Regions from separate parts of the Homo sapiens genome. Here region 1 is linked to region 2. Evidence: read pairs that join two places in POLR2A ChIA-PET (ENCODE). Cell type or tissue: HepG2. All regions are shown on one strand. Each heading gives the region's core, and the rest is flanking DNA. Links, peaks and the distances in the headings are about the cores only.

Region 1 (10,802 bases), core at 2,095-7,094, 63 kb before region 2:
AACCTTTGGGTTCAGACAGGACCCTGGATTTCCTGCAGAATTTCTTGTGGGAGATGCTAGACAGAGAAAGGGAGAAAAAGAACCCAAGGGCTGGAAGCTGACCCTGACAGCGGGAGAGGGAGTTTTGCTGATGATCCTTTGCATGCTGAGGCTTTGTGCTTTAAAGGGACTTTCACATTCTGTTTTTATTAACTGTACAGTGCAGAGCAGATGGCACCACCATTCCCTCTTCTCAGGTGAGGAAATGGGGGTCTAGAGGATTTACTGTGAACTCTGAGGTTTGATAGTACATGATAGGGAGCTATTTAAATTCAGGATGTTTCCCTGTGAGCCCAGTGCTCTTTCCAAGGAAACACCCACTATTTTTTTTTTTTTTTTTTTGAGGTAGGATCTTTCTCAGTTGCCTAGGCTGGAGTGCAGTGGCACAGTCATAGCTCACTGCAACTTCAACCCCTAGGCTTAAGCCATCCTCCCACCTCAGCCTCCTGATTAGCTAGTACTACAGGCATGCACCACTATGCTCTGCTAATTTTTAAAAAATTTTTTTGAAGAGACAGGCTGTGTTTCCCAGGCTGGTCTTGAACTCCTAGACTCAAGCTCTCCCCACATAGCCTCTCAAATTCCTGGGATTACAGGCATAAGCCACTGCGCCTGGCCAACACTCACTATTTTGAAAGTTGTATTTGCTCTCTGGCCACAAGGCTGTACTTCATTTGTGTCTGAAGTTTCAACTCAGGCCTGGTCACAACAAAAGCTAAAAAGGTTAGCTTACCCCAGAAGGGACTGAGTTAGCTAAAGAGAACAATCTCTAATTAACCACTTACCCAGACCCTCCCTCCCACCTTCCCTCTGCCCTCTCCTGCTTCCTTCCCTCATCAAATAGTAAACTGTTAAACACCTCCTAAGTGCCAGGCAGTTTGGTAAGCACCAGGATTGCCCTCTGGTGCTCACAAAGCAGTGGTGATCACTGTGCGAGCTCACAGAGCGCAGTGAAGTGTTCTAGACACACAGAACACTAAAGCGAAGCCACAGAAAGGGACAGGGGCCCAGGAAGTCCTTCTCAGGCCCTGGGAATGTGCCTGACTGACCAGGTGGATTTCATTCATTTACTCAGCAAATGGTTAATGAGCATCTACTCTGCACTGGGCACTGTTCTAGGTGCTGAGGTTCATCAGTGCCCAAAGCAAAATAAGTGTCTGCCCTCAGGTTGCTTATACTCTTGTGAAATGTCTGGACGAGTAATTTACGTGGCTTTAGGCAGATCCTTTTCTAAAAGCTATTGCATTGCCCAAGTGGAATAACAGATCCTCGTAACCGCAATAACTGCTGTAGAGATATTTACATTCTGTATTATTGGGGCACAGAGCAAGGCAACAGCCAATGCGGTGAGACATAGACCAAACAACCAATGGCCATGAACAAGCTAAATAAGTGGCCTCATTTCCTGAGGCTTCTGCTTCTGGAAGTCTGGAGGACCAGAAAGCCCTACTGCTGTAGAAGTTCTAGATGCAGGAAGGATCCTTTTCACAAGAGCGTAACCAAGACAGTCACAGGCTGCATCTGAAACCTGAAAAAACAGCCCCCATCGTGGTTCTGGGGGAGATTGTTCCTCCCCAGGCAAGGTCCCCTTCTTGTCTAAATTACTTCCAGCCAGATAAGGGGCAAAGATCAAATCTTTTCCAGAATAAATGTCTTTATGATGATACAGGGGAAAAAAAAAAAACAGTAGCCGTCCATGCCCCCAAACAAACAAAGAAAAAGAAAAAAGAAAGGTAGCAGTCCTTATCTTTGAGTCCTCATTCACCACGTAGAGTCAATCTGAGAACACCCGTAAGTAGGTGGACTTGACCGTCACAGTGGGAGAAGGGGCCACTCAGGGAGCACAGAGAAGTCACGCTTTGCTTCTGCTCTCAAGCCTTGTGGCATCCTACTTTAGTACCCTTTCATAAAATAGAGTGCTGATAGAAATTGGGATTTTAATTCTAGTTCCCTTTAACAGAATGTAGCAATTTGGGAGAAAACAGAGTGTTTATTCTTGAATTAGTGATGGTCGTTAGAAATAATAGCTATCGGCTTCAAAGGACAAAGAGATAAAGTTAGGAGCCGTGGTCAGTTGAAAGAAACATTTCTTGATTAGAGAGCTATAGCATAGGCACAGGGCTTGGATAAACGTGGTCTTTTTCTGACCACTGAAAGAAAAGAAGCAAGACCTGTCCTAAAATTACCAAAAGCTGTTGCAATTAAAAAAAAAAAAAAGTCCATGTTAATTAGAGAAAAAGAGAGAGACATTTTACAGAGTCAAGGAAGATCACATAGATGACCACGCCAAGGAGACGTGTAAAGTGTTGCAAAGTATCGTGGGGAAGAGGAAAAGGGCAATGAGTGAGATTCATGATTGTTAAAGGTTAGTGAAAGAAGTCTCTACTGATTCCGCAGTGTTTGCATTTCTGTTTTTTAAAATATGAAATACTATACAACATAGTAAATGTGTATGCTTAGTTGCATTAATGAAGAACATTCCCTGTCTTTTAAAAATAATCTAAATGGGCTGGGCACAGTGGCTCACGCCTGTAATCCCAGCACTTTGGGAGGCCGAGGCAGGCAGATCACCTGAGATCAGGAGTTCAAGACCAGCCTGACCAACATGGAGAAACCCTGTCTCTACTAAAAATACAAAATTAGCCCAACATGGTGGCACATGCCTGTAATCCCAGCTACTCGGGAGGCTGAGGCAGGAGAATCACTTGAACCCGGGAGACTGAGGTTGCGGTGAGCCGAGATCGCACCATTGCACGCCAGCCTGGGTAACAAGAGTGAAACTCCGTCTCAAAAAAAAATATATATATATATAAATGGTAAAATAAATTTCAAGGTCTAATGCCCACTTGAAAGAATCTTTCTAGAGCCAATAAGTTCAGATTTCAAGGTTTCAATTCAGGCCCTACAGTTCAGCCAGAAAGGCTAACATAGGTATAACCTGTGGCCTCCTAATTCCAAAGCAAAAATCACAGTATGATCAGGTATTTTGTTACTCTCTGATCATTTATCACTAAAAATCACACAGCTTCCATTTTCTTCTCTGTCAAAGCTTTGTTACGATACATCATGCTGGTCTGAATCAGTGCTGCTCAGATTTTCATGTATATTTAAATGACATAGAATGTTATTGTTGAAACGCAGATTCTAATCCGGTAGACCTGGGGAGGGGCCTGAAATTCTGCATTTTGACAGGCTCCCAGGGGCTGCTGCTGCTGTTGCTGCAGGCATGTGGACCACACAGTTAGTTCACTCATCATCTCTGTTCCAGCCACCCCAACAACGTTTGAGTGAGGGAATACTCTGGAGCTATGGCCCTCAAAATTTCCAGTGCATCAATATCACCTTGGAAGCTTGTTGTAAAATGCAAATTCCAGGGCTTTGGCCCCAAAGATTCTGATTTGCTGCTGCCACCTCCCTATGTGGGTAGACCTGAGCTTGGTGGCATCAGGACCAGGCAGTCAGGGTCCTGCCATCTTCCCAACCTGGCCTCCAGCTTTTCTTGAAAATCTCCAGCTTTGATGGCCTTTCTCCTCTTCTCTGAATGTGCCATGCTCGCTCTGTATATTTGAACTTAAAAAAATCAAACCTGGAAAACTATCCCCAAATCTTCCCAGTTTCCTGGTGACTCTCTGTATCTTTTTTTTTTTTTTTTTTTTTTTTTTTTTGAGACAGGGTCTTGTTCTGTCACCCAGGCTGGAATACAGTGGTGCAATCATAGCTCAGCTCACTGCAGCCTCGACCTCCCAGGCTCAAGTGATCCTACCAGCTCAGCCTCCCAAATAGGTAGGACTACAAACATGCACCACCACGCCCGGCTAATTTTTGTATTTTTGTAGAGATGGAATTTCACCAGGCTGGTCTCCAGCTCCTGGGCTCAAGCTATCTGCGTGCCTCGGCCCCCCAAAGTGTGGGGATTACAGGCGTGAGCCACTGCACCCGGCTTCCTTTTGTTCTTCAGTTCTCAGCTCAAATGTCACCTCCTCAGAGGGGCCTTCCCTGACCACCCAGGCTAAAGTAGTGCTGTCTCCCATAGTCTCTCTCTTTTTTTTCCCCCGTAGTCTCTCTATTGCCTTCACAATCCCTGTTACTCTCTAGAATGATCTTGTCTGTGTGTTTGTTTATTGATTCACTGTCTGTCTTCCATGGGAGTAGGGGCTCCACCTGCCTTGTTCCCCCCACTGAATTCCCAGTACCTCACACAGTGCCAGAGAATTGAATGAATGAAAGGATGCATGAGTCCACCCAGGTTGAGAAGCAAGGTGTAGAATAAAATAATGTCATGAGTTCTGGCCTTAGAAACTTCAGACTGCAGAGTGAAGCAGATGCGAGGGTTTAATGAGGAAAAGGATCAGATGAGTAGGAAAGGAATTGCTTTGCTTCCTTCAGGGTGTGGAAGAAAATTAAATTAGGAATAGAGGATGGCAGCATGTTGCAGCTTTCTTGTTCATGTGCTGTATAATACAACATTCTTTGTCCTTTTTCTGTGTCTGATTTTGAAATTATAAAAATACGTGCTCATGGTAGATAATTGGGGAAAGCAGAAAAATTTAAATAAGAAAATATAGATGGCATTGTCCTACCACCCACGGAGAGCTATGGTTTTCATTTTTGTGTTTTTCCTTTTAAAATACTTTCTATATTTTCAAATCTGTATATCTTACAGAATCCATACAGGGCACATAACATATAATTCCATGTTCTGCTTTTCTCTAATGCCTATAGTATCTTTACAAACATGTTTTTAAGTGATTGTTTAATATTCCATTATGTGGATGGAAATACATCATTAATTTTATTTATTTTACTCTATGTTCAGAAAAGCATTCTAACTTTGTGCTAGCTCTCTTTTAAATGGAATAGAAACATCTAATAAACGAATTTTTCCCTTGTTCAGAGTAGTGGTTCTCAACTGGGGATAATTTTGCCCCCAAGAGACATTTGGTCACGTCCAGAGATATTTTTGGTTGTCACAACTGGGGAGAGGAGGGCTGCTATTGGCATCCAGTGGGCAGAGGGCAGGGTTGCTACTAAACATCCCACAGCACACACAACAGCCCCCTAACATCAAAGAATTACCCAGCCCAAAGGTCAATAGTGCCGAGGTTGAGAAACTCACTATCTAGGACAGTATCAGGGTTAATATTCAACATCCACTTAAAATTCAAATTAGCATGCTATCATTAAAAGTACAGGACTTTGCCCTGGGATTCTGCATTAGAATCATGTCTCAGCTAATTAGAAGTCTAGTTACTAGAATCTAGAATAACTGAGTTACTAGAATCTAGAATAACTGATATTTTACCTGCATAATTCTTATTTTATTAGAAATTTTAAAATATCAGTTATTCCAGTGAAACTGGAAAGTGAAACTAGAGATTGTATTTTTAAAATTAAGCTCCAGGAATGGACTTACTGATTCTGGAATTCATCCTCGATTGGGTCCATACTTTCATGTAAACATTGCTGCATAGAGAGTGTGTGAGGCCAGTCCCAGGCTATTAGTTGATCGAGCTCAGTAGAAAACACTTTCTAAGACACAGAAGTGATTTGGCCATTAGAGAAATTAGATCTCTAAACTCAAAAAGGAGTTTTGATGAGCACTTAGTTAAGTGTGGATGTTTGGAATCGTGTTCCCTGAGCCTTTCCTTGAGTGGAGGTTTCACAACTTTATAGCTTTTGCAATATGTGAATTTGTTGGGGAATTCCACATTTAGTGGGCAAAATCACTGAAAACAGCCCCCTTCCCTTCTGTTGAGAAATGCGCTCATCCCTTTTATCCAAGACTTAGATCTTTGGGACTTTACCCAACCTTTGCACAGAGACAATTGGTATTGAGATAATTTGTTATGATATACCTCCTGGGTGATCCAAATACCACTGGTTCAATCCAGAACAAAGAGAATGTCTGCGGCACCTTTTCTTCGATCAGATTCTTGCTGGGGTTTATTGTGAATGGAAGGGGAGTTTAACTTGGAAATGTTTGGAATTGTGTTTCAGATATTTAGAAGATTAAACAAAAAGTCTTCCCAAATGGGTGCTGGGTAAGAGATATAAAACTCAACAGAAATCAAGAATTGCTGCCTGAGATGTAACAACGGAAATGCAATCTTTAGTTAACATGGACTCAGGATTTAGGGAGGGTGAGCGTGGGCTAAGGTCAGTGATTCACGTCTTGAGATCGATTCGTGCCTCTGACTAGATCATCTCTGTGTGCTGCGCTTGTTGGCAGCTAAGCCTTCTGCAGTATTTTATGGGGCTCATCTGCAGAGCCTCAGACTGGCAGTGAGGGGTCAGTGGAGCCTCACTTGCTATCGGATCATCTTCTGGGGGAAGGCATTTTCCCTTCTCCTCATCTCCTCTCCCCAGGGTTGGCTGAAAACAAGAAGTTTTTCTGGGCTCTAATCCACAGCATCGGCTAATGACACAGACTGTATCATTTGGGAGGCCTGAGAGAAGAAGGGGGAGCTGGGGAAGAGAGACAGAGTCCTGAGACTGGAAGACAATTTAAAATAAGCAATCATGGGCTAAAAGAGAGTATGTTGGCTATAAAATAAGTGCAAGAATAAAAGAGATGGATGGGAAGTCAATTCTCAGGTGCAGTATTTTATTTTTTCTGCTCTTAGTTGGCAACCTTTGGTTTCCAAATACTCATTTTCTTTGTAATTTTCCATTAACACATTGATTCAAATGCTGAAAATGATATAGCTAGTGCTTAAGATTTGCAAGGCTGTAGAAAGGCAGCACATTTCTCACTGGCAGGATATACATGTATGCAGACATAAAAATATACCAAAGCATGCAAGTGGCTGCACAAGAACTTACTTCTGAAAACACACACCCACATACGATCCAACTGATCAAACCCCAGCTGGAAAGGACTGTAAACTTAGGCAGTGTGACAAATGGGATTTGCTCATAGTCAATTGAATCCCAGATTCAAACAGTTTGGACTAGAGTTGGCTTGTGTGGTATAGGTATTAAGAATAGGTGGTTGTAGGGAATAAACTTCAAAATGTGGACAAATGTGCTTCCAGCTTCAGAATTTCTCAAAATAATGACTCCAACTCAAGTAGAAATCTCCAAGTCAAATCTTGATTCAACAATTCATCTTTGATTCAACAATTACTTAGGCAGCATCTATCTGCCTGCCAGATACCATGGCGATACCATGTGAATATGATATTAACATTGCCCTCAAGAATTAGAAGTCTAAGTGGGGCATAAGACAAGCTTACAAATAGTTGTCAAGTAAGTCATCAAGCCCTGGTTCAAACTGACTTTGCAATTCTAAGTAAGAGCATTAGAATTGGTTCCTAAGATTTCTTTCAAATGGTTCCATTAGTGCAATGGGCCTCCCAGTAGAACAGAAAGTCCGGGTTGTGGTTAACACTTTACCTACCCATAAGCAATGGCGTCTGTTAGTTGGATTCTTTGTTAAAAACAAAGGGAGCTTTCTTATCAATAGAGTTGAAGGTAATATGATTCTAGAACTTTTAGCCCTAGAACAATTTTGCTTCACACTAAGGGAAACCGAGGCCTAGAAAGGGTAAGTGATCTGGCCAAGGTCATATAGCCTGTTATTTGAAAGAGCTGGGAGCAGAATGCAGGGTTGTAGATTTTGAGTTTTCTATGATCTTCCTGTTCTTGCATGCCTAATTCATAATAGAATTCATGCCTAGAAATCAAGTCAAAGATCTTTGCTGTACTGGGTTTATATGCTGAAAGATGTATCCTGATCCAGGCAGGAAAGACAGAAGAAGATTCTGTTGAAATAAACCATGTAAAGTGCACAGCAGAATGTGTGTCACATAAGAAAGTTCAATGAACATGAACTACTATCCTCATCTTCATCATCATGATTACTATCATCATTTTGTGTCTTACTTTAAGCAAATCCAATCTACAAAAACCTCTAGTTTAGACCAGGTGTGGTGGCCTACACCTGAAATCCCAGCACTCTGATAGGCCGAGGAGGATCACTTGAAGTCAGGAGTTAGAGACCAACCTGGGAAACATCATGAGACCTGTGTCTACTGAAATCAAAAAACAAAAAACAAAAAAGGTAGCCAGGCATGGTGGCACACCCCTGCAGTCCCAGCTACATGGGAGGGTGAGGCAGGAGGATCACTTGAGTTTAGGAGTTTGAGGCTGCAGTGAGCTATAATCCAGCCACTGCATTCCACCCTGGATGACGTAGTGAGGACCTGCCTCTTAATAAAAAAGAAAAAGAAAACCTCTATTTAAAGAACTGGTAAATTTACTTCTCATAAAGATTCTTCACTTTACAAAGGCATCTTCAATAGTTTAAAATTTGATCTGTACTCTGAAAAATTTACACAACTGTAATACATTGTCAGGTAAAAGAAGATACATTTACTCTCAACTTGCCTACATATTTGCATATGGCATGAGAAATGTTAATTAGATTTTCATTTGTATTGTCTACATGACAGTGATAATAAAAGATGTCCATGAAGTCTAGAAATGTAGATATTATGAGTTGCTTTTATGACTGAAGATGTCTTTGACCACATTATTAAATATTTGTCTGTTTCCAGACTTCATGGGTACACTGTAGATCATAAACATAGTAAACAAGAATAAATTGCTTAAAACTTTGGAGGAATTCCTAATGTTTTGTGTGCTTGGTTTAAAAAAAAACACTTTTTTATGACAAACTCTGACTCAAAGGAGGATTGAGTTATTTTGTTTGAGTTAGTTTAATGTGTTCAGAACTGGGCAATTTTTTTTTTTGTTTTTCTAAACTTTGTCCTTCTCCAAAGTTTTACAATTAAATCATCAGGGCTAATTTTTCTTAGGCATTTCTGAGCTCTACAATATGGAGAATTTTATCCCATAGAGTTTTTCTTTTAGTCTCCTTTCTCAGATTCATGCTGGAACTAAAAACAATTTTAAGGATAATGTTTTAAAATAAAACTCTAGGCCGGGCGCGGTGGCTCACGCCTGTAATCCCAGCACTTTGGGAAGCCGAGGCAGGCGGATCACAAGGTCAGGAGATCGAGACCATCCTGGCTAACACGGTGAAACCCCATCTCCACTAAAAATACGAAAAATTAGCCGGGCATGGTGGCAGGCGCCTGTAGTCCCAGCTACTCGGGAGGCTGAGGCAGGAGAATGGCGTGAACCTGGGAGGCGGAGCTTGCAGTGAGCCGAGATCACGCCACTGCACTCCAGCCTGGGTGACAGAACGAGACTCTGTCTCAAAATAAAATAAAATAAATAAATAAAATAAAACCCTAAAAAAAAAAAACACAGAACAGATTACTTTCTAGTTTGGCTCTTAATATGATAAGGGGATTATCTGTAGGTATGGAAATATGGGGCTATTTCTCAATTTTCTGTGCTCAAATTACACTGGTTTCCAGGTTCTGCAATGACAAAATCATAGCCTGGGTGAGCATCTGCCTGGTCAATAAGTGGCCAGCATTGGCCTGAGTCAGCTAATTGTGCATAATTGGGATTATGTCGCAGGAATTGCAGTCCCCTCTCCAGACAAAGAAAATCACATTTGTGCTGTTTCAGGTGACCACTGATCTCTCCTGGCCAGTGACAGCAGAAACTTGGGTTCTTGCAAAGTCTGTCTCTGCAGACGGCCAGGACGGTAGGGATGATCAGTTCTGGGATAAGCACGAGACAACAAGCAGTGGGGGAGGGGAAAAAGGAGAAGGGGGCTGGAAAATAAGAACAACATCAGCGGGAGAAAGTCTAGTGCTGGAAAAATTATTGTCACCCAGCTTTTAGATACTGAAATACAGGCACATTTATTGTCTGATTCCTGTATTTGTACTGCAGAATCTGCAATGATTTTGCAATGATTCTGAAATGAATCAAGTCAGATACCTTGTGGGCCAAGCAGGAGCATGACAACCAACCCTCAGCAAGCAGGTGACTGGTTGTTGTGTTGGAGCAGCACTCTTCACCCGGGGTCTTGGGGAGAGATTTTGCTCCAGTGGCACCAGAGCAAGGGCCTGGAGCTGTAGCAGCAGCAGCAACAGGAGCAGCAGCAGCATACTGGGGACAACAGCTGTTGGTGGTAAACAGGTGGAAGGCTGGAATAAAAGTCCTGTTCCCCAGCCATGATATTATAGCAGAAGAGGAACAGGGAGTTTCAGCATTCCCCAAACCCATTTAGAGAGAATGTCAAAGAAACTGTGGTTGACGCAGTTACAGCAGCACTGTAAATTCTTAAAAGAAAAAAGTTGGTGCAGCCTCAGCCCAAGGTCCCTCAAACTCAGCAACATTGTCATTTGGGGTTGGACATTCTTTGTTTTGGAGGCTGCTCTGTGCCTTGTAAGATATTTGGCAGCATCCCTGGCCTCTACTCACTAAACACCCGTTGCACCCCTTCTACCTCCTCCCTGCCTTCCAGGTAGTGGCAACCCAAAACCAGAAAGAGCCTTATCAGCACGTGGATTACCTGGGGAGTCACGCCTTCCTTGACCTGGCATGGTGTGTGTGCCCGTGTTCACATGTAAGGGTTTACATGCGGCTGTCCTGTGTTCTACTGACTACCCGAGAATGTTCCAGGAGTCAACCAGTTCTTGTTTTAAGTCAGTCCAAATGCACGGGTGCAAAGGCCACAGGTGGAGCCAGAAGGTGTACAAAGAGGCTGCCCATCTCAAGCCCTCAGACAAATTGCTGTGGCTGAGACACGAGCCTGTGGCTTCCAGGCTGACCCTACAGAGCTAATCACTCCCAGATCCACCTGCTCACCCGATACCTATTAGGTGATGGTCACTATT
Region 2 (10,802 bases), core at 3,294-8,293:
TTGCATGTTTATATATAAAACAGACATATAATGAGGCTGGAAACATGTATATATGTGTGTGTGTGTGTGTGTATGTATATCACAATATATAAAGTTTTATACATAAAATAGATATAAATGCATATATAATACATCTGAGCCCATGTGCATGTTATTATATTACTTACTTTTTTTGTCTTAAAAGTATATTGTGAATATTATCTCATGCAATTATAGGATTTTCTACACATGAAAAATTCCAATGACTAAATAATAGTCCATGGACTAGAATTAACATAAAATACTGAGCCAACTCCCTGTTGCAGACGTTTATGCTGGTCCCAATCTTTTGCTTTTGTAAACAACGTTGCAGTGAACAGCTCTGTAACCAAATCTTTGGGTTACACATCTTGTTAGACTAAATTCCTTGAATTGGGCTTTCTGCGTCAAAGCATTTGCAGATCTTTAAGGCTGTCAATGAAGAAGCACCAGGTGCTCTCAGGAGACGTGGCATGGCACCGTAAGGTGATGATATTGGTGCATGAGCTCAGGGATTCCTCTGCTGCTCTGCAGCATATTTTGAATCCCAGCCTGGTTACTGTATTATGCATCGTGCTTCTGGGCCACTAACCCTCATGGTCAGCTGAAGAGTAATCAGCAAATGCCTGCTCCCTTTTGTGTGTGTGTTAGTCTAAGGATAGCAGAGGGCATACTTGAAAGAAATAAATGATTAGGATCGACAATGGAAAGGTAAACAGAATCATATTTCATGAGATTCCCCATTGTTCTTTTCTGACTTGCATTCTATAATCATAAAGCAGGCATAATCGGCTATTCAATTCAACAGATTCTTATTGAACACGTACTTTGTCTAAGTCTGGGGAGAGAGGTGTGAAAAAGTAATACTGAATATTTGTACAGTGTTCACACTTGACAAAGTGCTTTCATATGCCTTGGGGGAAAAAAAAACCCGGAGCTAAGACTCAGGAGACCTGATTTCTAGAACTGTCCCTGCCATTTAACTGACGTATGACTCCAGGCCAATCTCTCTGTTTCTTGTAAATACCAGGCTAAGAATCCATGCCTTTTCTGTTGTACAGGGGTTGAGTGATGCTCGTGTGAGGTGTTATAAATGCTCCACAAATTTACAGAATTCCAGAAACTTCAAAATGGACAGTGGTATTTAAAATGTTTTTCAGTTAGCCCTAACCTGAAAAAGACCTCGGAGATCATTTAGGGCAGTGACTTTCCTAGCTGTGTTCTGGGGAGCACATGGGTGCTGTGGGGACCAAGGGGATGGAGGTTGAACAGGCAGAGCATGGCTCTCTGCTGCCCACCCAAACCTGGCCCCAGAACCAGGCTGTTCATGTGTAGTTCTGGGCAAGTTCCTTAAACCCCTCTGCAGTCTCATCAGCTTTCCTATCTGTAATATGGACACGGGGCTGTTGTGAAGCTTAGTGAAGTTAATAAGTATACAGTGGTTGGGACCATGGAAGGCACATAGCTAATATTGCTGTTATTTTATGGTCCACTTTGGGTTTTTTTCCTAGGGTCAAGTTTCACTGAAAGTAATGTTTGAAAAAAAAATCACTGACTTCTCTAACTTCTTTATTTTACAGATGGAAAATTTACAGCCCAGAGAAGCCAGTGTTCAAATGCACACTGAGAATCTAGCAAAAGCGCCCACAGACGTCCTCCTCCTCCTCCTTGGCATCATCATCATTGCAATCCTCTATAAATTGCAGCACCCATCACCAGCCCCTGGTGGCTACTCACTCACCTGCTGGTAAATAACAGGACACGTGTGATGACTGGTTTATGTGCTATTTCTGGGGCTTATGAGCGGCCTCAGAAGACCTCACCATCTACGTATTGAACAGCAAAGCTCTTGTAATTGAGAAACCAATATCCTCTCTGACAGCACTCATGTTTCCAAATGCCCAACAGATATTAACCTTTGAGATCTAGGGACAAGAACTTGGAATTCCTCAAATCATAAGTTATTCTTAAAATGCTTTGAACATTCTTCATACTCTTTTCTTTAGTAATTATCACAAATATCTAAAAACGTTGATGGATATATAAGAAATAGTAAGTTGAATAGGATCTACTGAGAGCTTTACAAAGAATTTATTAAAAAATATTTGCCTCTAGCAAATATTTAAATCCTGGAAAGTGCCAGTGAACATTACTGGGTAATATTTGAATAATGTGACATTCAGTTCTCCTAGCAAGGTTGAAAACACTACACAGATTCAAGAAGTTGCCACAGAACTTACTTTGCTTCCAACCTTGTAATTTCTTGGAACTCCACCCACAGGACTTGAATAAAGTATACTATACATATAAATACATTAATATTTTATTTTCTTTGCAAGAATGGCTCACATTAGCAGCCTACAGGACCACAAACACACAACTGCAAACAAGCCTGAGTAGGCGATGACTGATTTGCTCCTATGTACTCTGGTCCTGGTTCCTGGAAATGTCTTCAGCTTGGGCTTCATGTGTCAGTGCCTCCTGTTCTGGCTTTCTGCTTGACATCACTAGATTCCTTCCAACAAGTAATGCCTGCATATTGATTGCTAAGCTGTCATTCTCATGGGGGAATTAGAATATTTTTCTCATTTTCTCAGTTCCTTGACTAATTATCCTCAGAAGTTGGAAAAACATAAATTTCCCGAGAAATGCTGGAAAGGAATTCCCACATGGAAGCACTGCTTGGTACCACCGCCTCAGCCCCACTAGGCAGAGCTGGAAAAATTCCTTTTGTGTTGCTGTGTCATGCATTACTGAGGGTTTCAGGTGAAGGATGAATGAAGGCATGTGCGCCAGGCCAGGGACCTGGTTCTAGTGCTGAGTCTGCCATGAACTCACCTGTGGCTTGTGGAACCAGTTGTAAAACCAGAGGAGGGTGTACACACAGAAGAGGTGTACAATTGTTTCAAGGCTGGGGAAAGCATTCCAAAGGGGACCTACTCCAGCTGATCTCAGGACGGCAAATGGCAAGTGTGAGTATGTGCTCTTTGCCCCTCACCCGAACAGACAGTGTTCTAAGACACCTGCCCTCAGCCCCTGGATGCCATCTGCTATGTAAATGTACTTCCAAGCTAACAGGAGACCTTGTCGTAAGGTGTTAATTCACTTTAGTTTAATATCTGCAAAGGGTAGAATCATTTCTTTAATGATATAGGTAAATATTTCCAACGGGTGTGTGCGTGTGTGTGTGTGTGTGTGTGTGTGTGTGTGTGTGTTTCTTCCTCCCTCCCTCCCTCCTTCTCCCTTCCTCCCTCCCTCCCTTCCTTCCCTTTTTTACTCACTCTCCCAAGTCAAAGTATCCAAAAGCTCATGGCTGGATCTTCAACAGGACTTAAGGTTGCTTCCTCCCTGTGACTTGTGTGTCTGTTTCATGACCTCTCCTGTAAGTCACAGCCCCTGCTCTGAAGGTATTTTCTGCCTACTTGGAAAAACAAAACACAAACTTGGAAGAGAGGAAGGAAAATAAAGAAAATTGAGATTATAGACCATGTGTTTTGTACAACCACAGTTACTATAAGTGTTTGGAGAGGAAGGAGCTGGTTGCGAGCCAGAGTAGCCCAGGAAGGCTTCTGGGAGGAGTGGTAGTTGAGGTAGGGCTTGCAGGATATGTAGAGTTTGAAAAGGTAGCAGAGTAACGAAGAGGCATCCCAGGGAAAGGAGCAGCCTGGCAAAAAGGGGAGGAGGAGACTGACTGCGTTTAAGAGACGGGCACACTTTGGGGAAGAAGAGAGTCAGGTCAGGGTGGACCAAAGAAACCAGATGTTATTAATAATATCCCAAGGATAGTAATGGATTGGTTTGTTTGTTGGTTGGTTGGTTGATTATTTTTACTAGAATCTTTAAACTATAAAAGTAACACATGGAAGAAAATTCAAATAATTCAGAAGGGTATAGAGCGAGAAACGAAGGCTCCCCCACTTACCTCTCAGACTCCCAGTCCTAACCAGTGTTCTCTGTGAGCCTTACACAAGCACAGTGATAAATGAATACTCACTTTCTTTTTAAGCAAACACGGTCACATCAAACATACTTTGTTGCTACATGCACTTTTAAAATAAGAAACAAAATTTTAACATTTAGACCTTTTTCTGTTTCCACAGATTGCTCCTTGCCCTTATATTTAACTATCCCACGGTATTTTGTTGCATTGACATACCAGAAAATGTTTACCTGCCCTTTATGAAAAATCCAGTGGCATTGCTTAGAATTCTTTTTATTATTAAAAGCACAGCAATTGCTTCCCTTTGTCAAGTGGAGTGGTTGAGTCACATTATACATACATTTAAAATTTTGAAGGCCATTGTCAAATGACCCTCCAAAGAGATTTTACCAGCCAGATTTTCATTTCCATCTACAGTATGGGAAAATGTTTCTTTCCATCTATGGAAGGCACACTAGTCAAGAGGCAGGAGTGGGTGTCAGTGAGCCTGAAATGCATTATTTCTCCTTAATCTCATTGCTGCAGGACCTTAGGAAATGTATTTAACCAACCTCTTCATATCTCCGTTTGCTCATTTTAAAATGAGGATAAAAGTAGTGTTTATATCATAAGGTCAGTTTAAGTATTCAATGAGATGATGATACACCTAAATACTGAATTTGTGCCTTACACACAGCAAGAACTGAACAAATGGAACCTTGTTATTTATTTATTTATTTACTTTTTATTTCCATAGGCTTTTGGAAAACACGTGGTATTTGGTTACATGAGTCAGTTCTTTAGTGGTGATTTGTGAGATTTTGGTGCACCCATCATTCAAGCAGTACACAATGAACCCAATTTGTAGCCTTTTATCCCTCACCTCCTTCCCACTCTTTCCTTTCCAGTCCCCAAGGTCTGTTGTATCATTTTTATGCCTTTGCATCCTCATAGCTTAGCTCCCACTTATGAGAACATATGATGTTTGGTTTTCCATTCCTGAGTTACTTCACTTAAAATAATGGTTTCCAATCTTATCCAGATCACTGAGAATGCCATTAATTCTTTCCTTTTAATGGTTGAGTAGTATTCCATTGTGTGATACACACACACACACACACACACACACACACACACACACAGTTTCTTTATCCACTCATTGATTGATGGCGATTTGGGCTGGTTCCATGTTTTTGCAATTGTGAACTGTGCTGCCATAAACATGCTTGTGCAAGTATCTTTTTCATACAATGGCTTCTTTTCTTCTGGGCAAACTTTGATAGAAGACTCCATTGATGTTCTGATCCTATACCCTTTTAACTTTATCATTTCAGGGCATGCTGTCCAATGTCCAACTTCCCACTGTCAGCACCTGCAGGTCTTTGTCTTAAGTTTTGCTGGCTGTCCAGGGCTCACTGCAGGCCAAAAGGCTGGGGAGTTAATCAGCAGCCTCCCTCAGCAGCCTTTGACGAGTGTGTGACGGGAGCTGGTGTGTAAGTACCTCAGCTCTCTCTCCCTCAGAACCCGTAACTCTGACTGTTCCCTTCCCCTCCCCAGTCCCTTGTGGAATTAAGCTCTAGTGACAAAGGTAACTTGATTAATTTCTTCCCTTCCCTTCCCTTCCCTCTCTCCCTCCCCATTCTGCTCCTGGATTTCCTGGGATTCCTCCCAAATCAACCACTTCTACTAAAACATCTCAGAGTCTGCTTCTGGGGGTTCCAAATTAGACCAAATTTTAAAACTTTGCCCATTTGCTTTAAAAATACAATGTTTTAATTTTCATTACTTTCATTGTGAATAAGATTGGATTTATTTTCCTATGTCACTGGCCAAATGCGTTGCTTTTCTCTGCTATCTGCCTGTTCCTGTACTTTGCTCATTTATCTATTGGGCTGTTTGTCTTTTCCTTATTGATTTGTAAGAGCTCTTTGTAAATAATAAAAATTAGCCCTTTGTCTATTATGTGATGCTGTTTCCCACATTGCTGCTTGCCTTCTGACTTTGTTTAGGACTTTCTTTCTCTCTCTCTTTATTTTTGGCCATACAGAAGTTTAAAATTTTAATGTAATCAAAGAGAAGATCGGGTTTAAAATCACTGCTTCTTTCTATTTATTTTCTGCTTGGATTTAGTTCTTCCCATAAATGATGAATAGAACTCTAAGATGAGAAGGAGCCCTGTCAGAGTGCTCTTCTGTATACAGACAACTATATACATACATACATATATATATATATATATATATATATAAAATATAAAATTACACACATACACACACAGTGACGTTCACTGCTAATCTCTCTTTCCTGGAAATTATCCATGTGTGACTGCAGAAATTCTCTGTTCTCTGTGCATTTCTTTCTTGTTTCATAAACCGAGGTTTGCAGCATCAATATGCTTTTGTGTTACAGCCCGGTCTGGATGGAAGAAGTCCACCTGCATTTAACACCAGTTGTACAGAATTCTCAGTTCTCCTGTGTGCAACTGCTCAGAGTTAAGTATTCAGAATAATCAACTGCATATTTAAAGTTCTATCCATCTCTCTTCTTTAGATCTTAAGAGCTAAGGTTTGTTTTCTCTCTCCGTTCGTTGTATCCTACAGAATGCCTGCAGCCCTGGTTTGGGCTGTTTGGTTGGTGCTGTACATCTAGACCTGCCTTTTCCTGGCTTAGCTGTGTCTGGGAGTTAGTCTAAGCTGCAGGGATGGGTGGGGAGAGGGCTTCACTGCACTCAGGCTGTGGATGGAACTAGCAGCTTCGGCTGGAAGGCTCGAGGGTGGTTCAGGGCATGGATTATTGGACTCTCTCTCTGCTCCATGACCAAGTGTCCCCCTTGGCTGCTGACATTTGCATGGGTGTGGGGTAGAGGGAGGTTGCTCTTTAACCATTTCATGTCCACTGTAGTGTAGGTAACGCTAGCACATGCTGCAAGTGAGGATGCCAAACTTGCTATTTCCCACAACTTCTCTAGGTCTCCAAATACAACTAAGGAATAGAAAGGCATTTCTTTCTGTTCCTTGACAATGTCTAGCTTATTCTCATCTCGGCGTATCTACTTGCCCTCCCCCACTCACATTATTTTAGTCTTTACTCAAATGTTCCTTCTCAGAGTGACAATCCCAGCCCACCCCATCTAGAGAAACCACCTCTCCCGCCAACCATGCTCTATCATTTTACTACTTTATTATTAGTATTTTTTGCAAAGCATTGATCTCTACTGTGAACTGTGGTATGTATTGGTGTGCTTGTTTCTTGTAACCTGTCTCCTGGAATGTCCTCTCGGTGAAGGTACAGGCTTTGTCCCAGACGCTAACACCTGACAGATACACAAGGGGTGCTCCAAATGATACTAAACAGGATTCTTCCTCTGAAATGGAGGGGCCTAGGATGGATAGGGGGAATCAGTGCTGACTCCTCAGCTGGGGATGGCCTGGCACCCTCTCACAGGCTTCATGGTGATGGTGCCCACAGAACAGACACCTCTCATTCTCCAAAGAGGACTGAGGACCCAGTCTAGACTTCGTCCAGGGTGTCATTTATGTTTACAATTCCTAAAGGGAAATGACTAACCCTGTGATGTCAAAAAGAACTTGAAGCCTGCTCTAGGAGGTGGAGCTAAAAGAAAAACACTGAGTTGCTAGAAAGGAAGGAGGAAAGTCATTTGGAGAAGGGACAGGAGCTTAAGAAGGTACTGTTTGAAAGAGAAGGAGATTCCACGGTAAGGGCCCCCCAAATGCCCAAGAAGAAGGGGTGAACAGCCTTTCAGACACCTATAAAACTTTCCAATGCATGGTCCAGTTGACATATGGCCAGGAAAGGACATGTACAACTTAAAGGGAACAGTCTCCTGGGCATAAGCTATTACTTTTCAAAGCAGCCTAGAGAAAGAAATTGCATCGTGTTATTCTCATTCTCTCCCTCAATGTCTTTCCCTCTGAATTTCAATCTCTCTCTCTCTCTCTGTATGTCTCTCTGTCTCCATCCTTGTCTGTCCTACCCTTGTCCTGGAGCTCTCTATGTTCTCTGTGTGTTTTCTGATGTCTGCCTCTCTTCCCTTCTGAGATCCTTTTCTGATGGATGTGTGAACGGATGGTTTTGCATGCAAGCTCATCAGCAGTCACTTGAGTGGATTCCGTAAAAACTTTCTGAAACCAAATCAAATGAAAACCAACCCATAAACTGGGGAAAACAAAAGGGCCCTTTGGACTTGAAAAGGTTAGAGAAGACTGCAGGAGCTGCACACACCGTTCGATCGCGTTCGAAGCTGGGGTTTTAATTTAGTTTTCCTATTTACCCCGTTGAAGTTCCTCACTGCTCAACTGCTAATGCATTTCCAACTGAAATTTTGTAAATTATATTGGGAAACATTCTCAGCTAGAGTAGATTGTGCAAGCTCTCATAATGGCTTCCTGCTGCTGTGTCTGGCAATATAAGGCTCTTTGGGAGCAATGTGTATGTGGACGCACATCTTTAAGAACTCTTTCCACTTTATCCCCCTTGGCCGGAGGCTCTGCACTCTCGGTGCCTGACTGTGAGCAGATCTGGACTTTCCATCAGCCCTAAAAGCAGGATCTTGGCACTTCTCCTTTTCCAACTTGACAGGATACCCCCTCAACCTTTTCTTGTTCATCTTTAATAAAATCACTCCCCCAACGAGTTTATGAGCTCTTCTAAAGTGTAGCCCATGCCTCTGCACTAAACCCTCCCAAGGCACCCTGCTGCCTACAAAGTAAAATCCTGGAGGTTTGGTTTTTAGCAAGCCATGTAAGATTACCCCAAATTTCAACCCCAATCTATTTTCCTAACAACGTATTCCATTCCTCTTCTTCATGGATAAAATACATCTCATTGCTTGCACCCCTCTCTGTTTTCATCCTAGACAAAAGCCTCATCTCTCACCTGGACAAGTGTGCAGCCTCCTACCTAGCTTCTGCACCTAATCTCTGCCCCTACCCCTAACACACACACAGTTCACCTTGCGAAGGACAGTCCATGATAAGGACTCTGGAATGCCCAAGAGGAAAGGGTGAAGAGACTTGTAGACCCCCGATATGGTTTGGCTGTGTCCCCACCCAAATCTCATCTTGAATTGTAGCTCCCACAATTCCCATGTGTCATCGGAGGGACCAGGAGGGAGGTAATTGAATCATGGGGGCGGCTCTTTCCTGTGCTGTTCTCATGATAGTGAATAAGCCTCATGAGATCTGCTGGTTTTATAAGGGGGAGTTTCCCTACACCAGTTCTCTCTTGTCTGCTGCCATGTAAAACACACCTTTTGCCTTCTGCCATGATTGTGAGGCCTCCCCAGCCACGTGGAACTGTGAGTCTATTAAACCTCTTTTTCCTTATAAATTACCCAGTCTCAAGTAAGTCTTATCAGCAGCATGAAAACAATCTAATACAAGCTCCTTCCTGTGATTTGCCAGGCTCTCCTAAGCTGCTTTTCTCAAACGCGCCAAGCTCATTCCTCCCACCCATCCAGGGCCTCTCATTTGCTGCTCCCTCTGCCCGGAACCCTCTTTCCTTAGGCAGCATGGAAACATCTACCTTAATGCATTTGCTCTCTGCTCAAATGTCATCTCAAGAGATCTCCCTGCCCACCTGACTTATGGTGTAAAAGTATGGGCCAGGCACAGTGGCTCATGCCTGTAATCCCAACACTTTGGGAGAACAAGGCGGGCAGATCACCTGAGGTTGGTTGACCAACATGGAGCAACCCTGTCTCTACTAAAAATACAAAATTAGCAGGGCGTGGTGGTGCTTGCCTGTAATCCCAGCTACTCGGGAGGCTGAGGCAGGAGAATCACTTGAACCCAGGAGGCAGAGGTTGCAATGAGCTGAGATGGTGCCATTGCACTCTAGCCTGGGCAACAAGAATGAAACTCTGTCTCAAAAAAAAAAAAAAAAAAAGTACGTATTTATTGTTGTCTCTCCCCATGTGGGAAAAAGTGCCCCTCTAGATCCATCCTTCCCTTCTCCCTGTTAGTAATAAAACCCCCAAGTTTTATCTGTGCAGACAGCCACCCAGCTAAAGACTACATTTCCCAGATTCCCTTGCAGCTAAATGTGACCATGTGACTAAGATCATACTAATGGGATGTGAGCAGAATTGACTTGTGTGCAGCCCTCAGGTCAGGCCCTTGAAGGATACTGCCTGCCCTACACTGTCCTCTTTTCAGCTTTGATCATGTGGTTGACAGAATGCTGGGAGCTGGCAGAGCAGGGTGGAAGAAACCTGAGCCCCTGGATGACTTGTGGAACAAAGCCACCTGCCCCTCAGATAGCCAACCAACGTAGGCTCTCAGTGAGAAAGAAATAAACCTGTCTTGCTAAAGCATCATTACTTATTTTCTGTGAATGCACCTGAGCTAATGTAGGAACTAAAGTAGACCCATGAACTACCAGCTCCAAGAGGGCAGGGGCATTGTATCATCAGCACTTAGACCAGTGACCAGGTGTCACAGGCACTTAGTCTCCATTTCTCCCGCTGTGAAATGGAAGTGTGGTAGCTGTTTAATTCCATCAGGAAGAGGCAAAGATGCTAAGGGGTGGGGTTACTTGGGAAGGACCAATGCCCCTGTGGGGGAAGGGCTGTCACTGTTTGACCAGGACTCAGACACTTCACCCTCTTCCACCAGAGCTCTGCATGCCACCAGATTACTTCCTGGAGGGAGCTTCCTTCCAGCTGCCGCCCATCCCACAGGCTGGGCCTCTACACACAGAGTAATGGTGGATGGGTGTCCGGACTGCAAGGGAAAAGCCAGGCTTACTTGACCAGGGGAGGAAGGGGATTGGGTAGAATGCATTCACTTTTGTGCAGCCACAGACAATTTCTCCAGGTCTGATTGCCAGAAACAATCAAGCCTGT

Evidence for each region. ChIA-PET counts read pairs that join two places held together with the same protein. Peaks named below come from ENCODE experiments on the same cell type or tissue, not always from the same donor. Only the 100,000 strongest peaks of a DNase experiment are listed, where the experiment ranks them.
Region 1: POLR2A ChIA-PET joins it to region 2 with 10 read pairs; 1 of 35 experiments calls an interaction of 5 or more read pairs at or near these places.

The regions. Positions count from the first base shown.
Region 1 is chr16:51,115,245-51,126,046 of GRCh38, reverse strand. No RefSeq gene overlaps it. Among named protein-coding and RNA genes, the nearest start is that of SALL1, 31 kb to the left of the region's middle. In HepG2, for the core only: a CTCF peak has its summit at 6,312; DNase peaks (open chromatin) are centred at 5,126, 5,496 and 5,846; H3K4me3 peaks cover 1,157 bases.
Region 2 is chr16:51,053,209-51,064,010 of GRCh38, reverse strand. LOC107984887 (a long non-coding RNA gene) reads left to right here and starts at 2,651. Exons shown (of 3, transcript XR_001752177.2): 1 at 2,651-2,990; 2 at 5,272-5,430; 3 at 6,347-9,844. In HepG2, for the core only: no CTCF peak of the experiment used is centred there; DNase peaks (open chromatin) are centred at 5,240 and 5,830; H3K4me3 peaks cover 1,389 bases.